2 separate regions of the Homo sapiens genome follow, and region 2 is linked to region 1. A link is a contact called in ENCODE Hi-C or POLR2A ChIA-PET data. All regions are on one chromosome and are shown on one strand. Each heading gives the region's core, a stretch centred on a gene start or an enhancer-like site at or near the end of the contact. The rest is flanking DNA. Distances are from core to core; before and after follow the strand shown. Region 1 holds the start of LINC03027 (long intergenic non-protein coding RNA 3027). Region 2 holds the start of OTUD1 (OTU deubiquitinase 1).

What was found. A loop is a pair of places that touch in the nucleus more often than their neighbours do. ChIA-PET counts read pairs that join two places held with the same protein, here RNA polymerase II (POLR2A). Pooled maps may share reads with other maps.
Region 2: a loop to region 1 is called in a map of CD8-positive, alpha-beta T cell, with 2.9 times the contacts of the local background. The contact joins the promoter of OTUD1 here to the promoter of LINC03027 in region 1. A Hi-C loop is called at or near these places in 4 of 168 maps with a recorded cell type or tissue (CD4-positive, alpha-beta memory T cell, CD8-positive, alpha-beta T cell and naive thymus-derived CD4-positive, alpha-beta T cell) and 17 of 50 pooled maps. POLR2A ChIA-PET finds 5 or more read pairs at or near these places in 4 of 52 experiments (B cell, CD4-positive, alpha-beta memory T cell, naive thymus-derived CD4-positive, alpha-beta T cell and 1 more).

The regions. Positions count from the first base shown.
Region 1 is chr10:22,436,332-22,439,689 of GRCh38, forward strand. It overlaps LINC03027 (long intergenic non-protein coding RNA 3027), which reads right to left and starts at 1,598. Exons shown (of 1, transcript NR_036533.1): 1 at 1-1,598. LOC105376449 (a long non-coding RNA gene) reads left to right here and starts at 744. Exons shown (of 4, transcript XR_001747392.2): 1 at 744-820. RefSeq lists a silencer at 346-525 and enhancers at 996-1,045, 1,012-1,512, 1,346-1,505, 1,513-2,013.
Region 2 is chr10:23,437,338-23,440,695 of GRCh38, forward strand. OTUD1 (OTU deubiquitinase 1) reads left to right here and starts at 1,738. Exons shown (of 1, transcript NM_001145373.3): 1 at 1,738-3,358. The coding sequence starts at 2,121. RefSeq lists silencers at 1,467-2,056, 2,107-2,446, 2,587-2,956.

The sequences.
Region 1 (3,358 bases), core at 348-2,847:
ATCGCCACTGTTGCTTCTTCTAGAATGTCCTATAAATGGACATCAGACCGACTATGGCTTTTTGGGTTCTTCCCCCCACAGCATCGTGTTTTTCAGCTCCACCCACGTGGTTTTGGGTATTAATCCTATGGTAGAACTAGCTAGATGCTGGAGAACTCATTATGCGCCGGTAGGTAATTTTAACCTGCATCGTCTCATCTCTATTCTGTCACAATAGAGGAAACTGAGGCACGCCCGGCGTGTGGGCGTGTGAGGGGGCACCGGGCCGACTTCCGCCCGTCAGTAGGCCTGGACCTGCTGGCACCCGCTGTCAAGATAGGGCCTGGCGTCGCGGCGAGGCATCAGCTCGGGCAGAAGCACAGCCCAGGAAGTGGGCGCGTCGCAAGCTCCACACCCAACCAAACCCGGGCAGAGGGCTCGGTGGGCGCGAGGCCGAGGGCCCAAGAGGCCGGGGCCGCTACCCCCTCGCCCCTGGGACGGCCTCCGGGTCTCCTTGCTCCAGCAGACAGGCCCGCGGCGGCTACTCCGAGGCGCAGGGGCAAGGCCGCAGCGGGCAGCGGAGGCCGAAACAGAGAACACACACAACGCGGACCGACAGCAGTCACCGCAGGGGTCGCCGGGGCGCGGCTCTATAAAGCCTCGGCTCTATAAAGCCGCGCTAAGCCGCATCGCGCTGCACGTTTCCTTCCGCGCGGGGCCGGCGCTACTTCCCGCCTTACCAGGCCGCCGTGCCGGGAGGAGCTGAGACGTCTGCAAGGCCGCAACATCTCGCAGCAGCTTTTCGCCTGCTTCCTCCGCTCGCTCTAGAGGGCACAGCAAGGTGCGGGGCTCAACCTGCCGCTTCCCCAAGACGGAGGTGGCCGCCACGCTCCCGCCCGCTGTAAACGTCCGAGCGGGAAGAGCGGCCTCTGGTTTCTGTGGTATCGGCTTCTGGTTTCTGTGGTATCCGGAGACTTCGTTTCCCGGCGCGAGGGAAACAAAGATGCTGGCGTGGAGCGGCCTGCCCGCCGCTATTGTCTGGCTGCCTGACAGGGAGCGGCCGCTTTCGCTTTCTTCTGCCGAATGGAACGTGGTGACTCGGGAGCCGCGGAGCGCCTTTCGAGGCAGCTTTGTCTGCGGAAAGGGAGCGCTGCGGACGGCCTGTCGGAATGGTCACCGCCCGCTTTCCGCGGGAGGCGCGCCGGGCACCGCTGGGCGATTTCTCCGCCTCAGCGAAAGAAAGGAGAAGCCGGCATTTGTGGCCGCCCAGTCTTCGTTCCGATTTGAGCCCTGGCGTCGGCGGGAGGTGACAGTGCTGTCCGCGCGCACCCCCTCCGTCGCCGTCAGGGTCGTGCTCCTTAGGTTTCCTGCGGTTTTTCTGCTGCTCTGAGACGGTCTCTGGGACCAAGTTCTCACAGCATCGTCTTCTCCTCTCGCAAATAATCTTTTTATGATGTTTGTTCTGCTGAATCCACCGGACGCCTCAGACACGGGCCCTGACGGCATCGCCGGCCTGGGGGAGGCGTGGAGAGAGGGGAGGAAGGCGGGAGGGCTGTGGGGCTGCTAGCTGATTTGGGGATCCCATCATCTTCGAATTTTTATGCAGAGCCCATGGAAGCGCCTGGTCAGAGAAGCGGGAGGAAACCGAACCTAAGAAAGGGGCTTGGAGTCAGCAGTGAAGAATCTATTGTTTATTTTAGTTTTGTTTTTAGATTCAGGAGGTAGAAGTGCAGCTTTGTTGCTTCCAGGTATTGCAGAGTGGTGAAGTCTGGGCTTTCAGTGCTGCCCCCACCCAAATAGTGTCCTTTGGACCCATTAGGTAATTTCTCATCCCTCAGAGTGACTACTATTTAAAAGGCAGCTATTGTTAGAGCTGGCAAGCTGCAAGGGCAAAACAAAACAAAACAAAAAACAAAACAGGGTTGGGGGGAGCATAGAATATTTTTTTTTTTTGACAGCAGCGTAGTAAAGTTTGGATTTAGAGCTTTTTGTTACTGCCCATCTCCCATACTCCTGTTTTATTTCTCTTTGTAGCATTTATAACCTCCTGGTATGATAACGCATTTTACACGTTTATTGGCTTCTCTGCCCACTTGATTTTTATCTCCTTTTGGAGAGCAGGGAATTTTTTGTTCCCTGGAGCCTAGCAGGGTACCTAGCAGTGTTCTGGGGGCTTTGTAAATACTTGCTGAATCAGTGGAAAAAAAAGAAACAGGGCACATTATCTAAAGTTATTGTGAGACAAACATAAAACCAAAAGGCGAATGATGCAAGGAGAAGTTATCTCTGAACCTGCTCTTTGTGTTTTGGAGCAGTAATACATTAGGAATAGCTAAGAAGGGGTCACGCCAGCATTCCATTTTCCAAATAAGAAAGTGAAACAAGTGAGCTCTCACTTCTAGGATGCCTTCCACTTCATTAGAGGGATTGGTTCTCTGAGGTCAGCCCATCAAAAATGTATGAAGAAAATGGAAGCCATTTATTACTGTTCATCTGTTACCCTCAGACATATTCTCATTTCCAGCAGCAGGGAGTTAGGGTGGCATGCCTCGTGAGCAAAACATGGGGCTTGGGGACATTCAGAACACCTACAAGATGGTGGTGTACACAGTGCTTGGAGGCATATCTGGGGAGTGTTTCAGCTGAAAATTGGCCACATCCTCCTATTTATTACACGTTTCAAAAATGGCCCCACAGGTTGCACATTTATAAGTGGTGGATTTGTTTTGAGGGAAGTGAGCGGGAGTACACTTTATTTTGGAGTGAAGAGGATCGGAGTAGCCACCTCCTCTAAGAAACTACTCCAGTCTCAATCTCCATTCCTTTGGAACTTTTCGTTAGGAAAAGGCCACATCTTGGCAGGGAAAGTTTATAACACCTGTGTCAGTACTGCTGGAAAGCTCTAAATAAAAAAGTTAAAAATTTAGTGTATTCCTCAATCACCCAGTAATTATCGCATCCTGGTACACAAAACTGGAGGTATCCTTGGAGGTCATTTATTCAACAAGTACACTGTATTTGTTGAGCATTTTTCATGTGCCAGGCATTGTTCTAGATGCTGTAGATACAGCAGTGAACAAAACACAAAAGTCCCCTCTTTCATATTATTCCACTCCCAGGGCCCTTTCATCCTTTCACTACATCTTTCTTCTTATTTTTACATTTGCCACAACCACCTTCTTTGCTAGTTGGTTCCCTTTATTCACCAATTTTTTAAAAACTCATTTCTTCAGTCCCTCAACTCATCTGAGATATGAACATGTCAAAAATATATGATGAAATACAATTTAAAAGTCAGATCCTTTTAAAAAAAACTTTTAACCAGAATGAATCCATTTCTAAAAGTTTATTTTTTATGCCTGTAATATTTAAAAAGCCT
Region 2 (3,358 bases), core at 488-2,987, 1.0 Mb after region 1:
CAGTCATACTGCCCAAAGATAATTAAAAGCCCTGGCTAGGGTCAAGGGACCTGGATAGTAATCTTGGCTTCACCACTGTCTGACAAACCTTGGAAACTCGCTTTCCATCTACTCATTCACTTAGTAAATATTAATTAGGTCCAATTATGTGCCAAGCACGGTGTTAGGGGATGGAAATATAAGAGCAAGACCCAAGTCTCTCAATTCCTGGAATTCACATTCCACCGGAAAGGTGGGGACCGGAGTACAGCCTACATCACCTACAGGTTCAGTCTCCCTATCTCTAAAATGTTAGGACAACCTCTGGGTTCAATTCGAATGTTTAGGCCCTGTTAATTTAGCATTTGATCACAGCTCAGAATATAGCAAAAGTCTCCCACTACCTCTGGCTTTCCCTTACAAAGGCGGGTATTACAAAAAGACTCGGTAGAAGTATTTTCTATAGTCTATCTTGCCCCGGAATGCAGGTCACGACTTTCTCCACCGCTTTTGACCTCTGGCTAGCATTCACACCTATTCTCAAAGGGCCCTAAGTGATACTGCATTTGGTATTCTGAGAAAGCTTGTTTATAAAAGCCTAAAAGGCTTCCTTGCTTTCCCCCAAGCCAGATATTTGCCAAATGGCATAGGTCAGAGGTGCAAAGTTGGTTTTGTCTTAGCAAGGCAAGAGAATCCACTAGCGGACTCACCCTTACCGGTGAGTCCAAGGAAATGCATAGAAAAGACACAGTGGTAAAACTAGCTGGGCACCTGTAATCCCTGCCCAAGGCAAGGCTGAGGAAGGGGGATCACTTGGGCCCTGGAGGTCGAGGTCGCAGTGGGACATGATGGCGCCACTGCACTCAGCCTGGAAGGCAGAGCAAGACCTTGCCTCAAAAAGAAAAAGAAAAAAAAAAAAAGGAAAAGACGCGGCGGTTCCACGAGTGGTGGCTAGGACCCATAATCCCAACACTTTAGGAGGTCGAGGCGGGAAACAGCTTGAGGCCAGTAGTTCGACACCAGACTGGGCAACTGTGGTGAGACCCTCGCCTTAAAAAAAAAGAAAGAAAGAAAGAAAGAAAATTAGCCGGGTGCGGTGGTGCACACCTGTGGTTTCCAGTTACTCTGGAGGTTGAGGCGGGAGGATCGCTTGAGCCCGGGAAGTCAAGGCTGCAGTGAGCTATGGACTGCGCCACTACACTCTAGCTTCGGAGACAGGTAAGACCCCCATCTCTAAAAAGATAAAAGAAAAGAGGCAGTAGTGAATGCAAGCAGGGATGGTAGCCCATGACCAGCAGAGGCCAAACAGACTTTAAGGCAGCATTCCGTTCTCCACACCCATGCCGGAAGCTTTCCTGCCACGCAAGCTTTCCGAGCATGCTAACTCGCCCCAAGCAGCTCCCATCCCGCAGCATCCACTGCAGCCGCTGAGGAGAGTGGCGCAGCGCAGAAACCAGTGCCCAGTGCCCAGGTGGGGGAAGCGGTCCGTGGGAGTCACGTGGGCGGGAGGCCCAGCCAGGATCCCAGGACTGCTCAGGCCTCCGCGCCCCCGGCCTCGCCCCGCCCGCGCGCGCTCGCGCGCCGAGGGCCACGCCCGTGACGTCGGCGGAGCGCGGTAGGGGGCGGGGCGCGGGCCGGAGTGGGCGGGGCGAGCAGGCGCGACTGAATCGGGCGCCGCAAAGAGCCGCGCATTCCAGTGAGTCCACGTGACGCGGCCGCGAGGCCTGAGGTAAACAACCGCGGCCCCGCCTCCCGGGCCTCCGCGCGCACCGCGCTCCTCCTCGCCGGCGGGACGCGCTCCAACGGGGCGGGCGGCTTCCTCCGTGAGTCCCCAGCGGCCGCCGCGGGCCGAAGCAGCTGCAGCGGGCGCGGCGCCCCGGGTCTGCGGGCCGAGCGCACCGGCAGGGGTCGAGCTCGCGTCCCGTCCCCGCCCCCCTGCGCTGTGGCGCAGCAGGAATTTGGCCGGGACCCGGGCGCTATTCGCGGCTGCTGACTCGCGGCGGCCGGCTGCCTTTCGCTCATCTCTATTCTGGGGCCGTTGGGTCACCGCGCTCCGCCGGCCCCCTCCCCCGGGCCCGGAGGGTGTGTCCCCCGCTCCGGGGCTCGCCGCGCCTATAAGGGGCCGAGCGGCGGGCAGGGACATGCAGCTCTACAGCAGCGTCTGCACCCACTACCCCGCCGGGGCCCCGGGTCCCACGGCCGCCGCCCCCGCGCCACCCGCCGCCGCTACCCCCTTCAAGGTCTCGCTGCAGCCCCCGGGAGCCGCCGGCGCCGCGCCCGAGCCCGAGACCGGTGAGTGCCAGCCCGCCGCGGCCGCCGAGCACCGGGAAGCCGCCGCTGTCCCCGCCGCCAAGATGCCCGCCTTCTCCTCCTGCTTCGAGGTGGTGTCCGGGGCCGCCGCGCCCGCCTCCGCCGCCGCCGGCCCGCCCGGCGCGTCCTGCAAGCCGCCGCTGCCGCCGCACTACACGTCCACCGCACAGATCACCGTGCGGGCCCTGGGCGCCGACAGGCTCCTGCTGCACGGGCCCGATCCCGTTCCCGGCGCCGCGGGCTCCGCCGCTGCCCCGCGCGGCCGCTGCCTCCTGCTCGCCCCGGCGCCCGCAGCCCCGGTCCCGCCGCGGCGGGGCTCCTCGGCCTGGCTCCTGGAGGAGCTGCTGCGGCCCGACTGCCCCGAGCCCGCGGGCTTGGACGCGACACGGGAGGGGCCCGATCGGAACTTCCGACTGAGCGAGCACCGCCAGGCCCTGGCCGCCGCCAAGCACCGAGGCCCCGCGGCGACCCCGGGGAGCCCCGATCCCGGCCCCGGTCCGTGGGGCGAAGAGCACTTGGCGGAGAGGGGCCCCAGGGGCTGGGAGAGGGGCGGCGATCGCTGCGACGCGCCCGGTGGGGACGCGGCGCGGAGGCCCGACCCAGAGGCCGAGGCACCCCCCGCCGGGAGCATCGAGGCCGCCCCGAGTAGTGCGGCGGAGCCGGTGATCGTCTCCAGGTCGGATCCCAGAGACGAGAAGCTGGCCCTATACCTGGCCGAGGTGGAGAAGCAGGACAAGTATCTGCGGCAGAGGAATAAGTACCGATTCCACATCATTCCAGACGGCAACTGCCTCTACCGAGCTGTCAGCAAGACGGTGTATGGGGACCAGAGCCTGCACCGGGAGTTGAGGGAGCAGACGGTGCACTACATCGCCGACCATCTCGACCACTTCAGCCCCCTGATTGAGGGCGACGTGGGGGAGTTTATCATCGCTGCTGCCCAAGACGGGGCATGGGCCGGGTACCCGGAGTTGCTGGCCATGGGGCAGATGCTGAATGTGAATATCCATTTAACTACTGGAGGGAGGCTGGAGAGTCCCACGGTGTCTACCATGATTCATTATTTGGG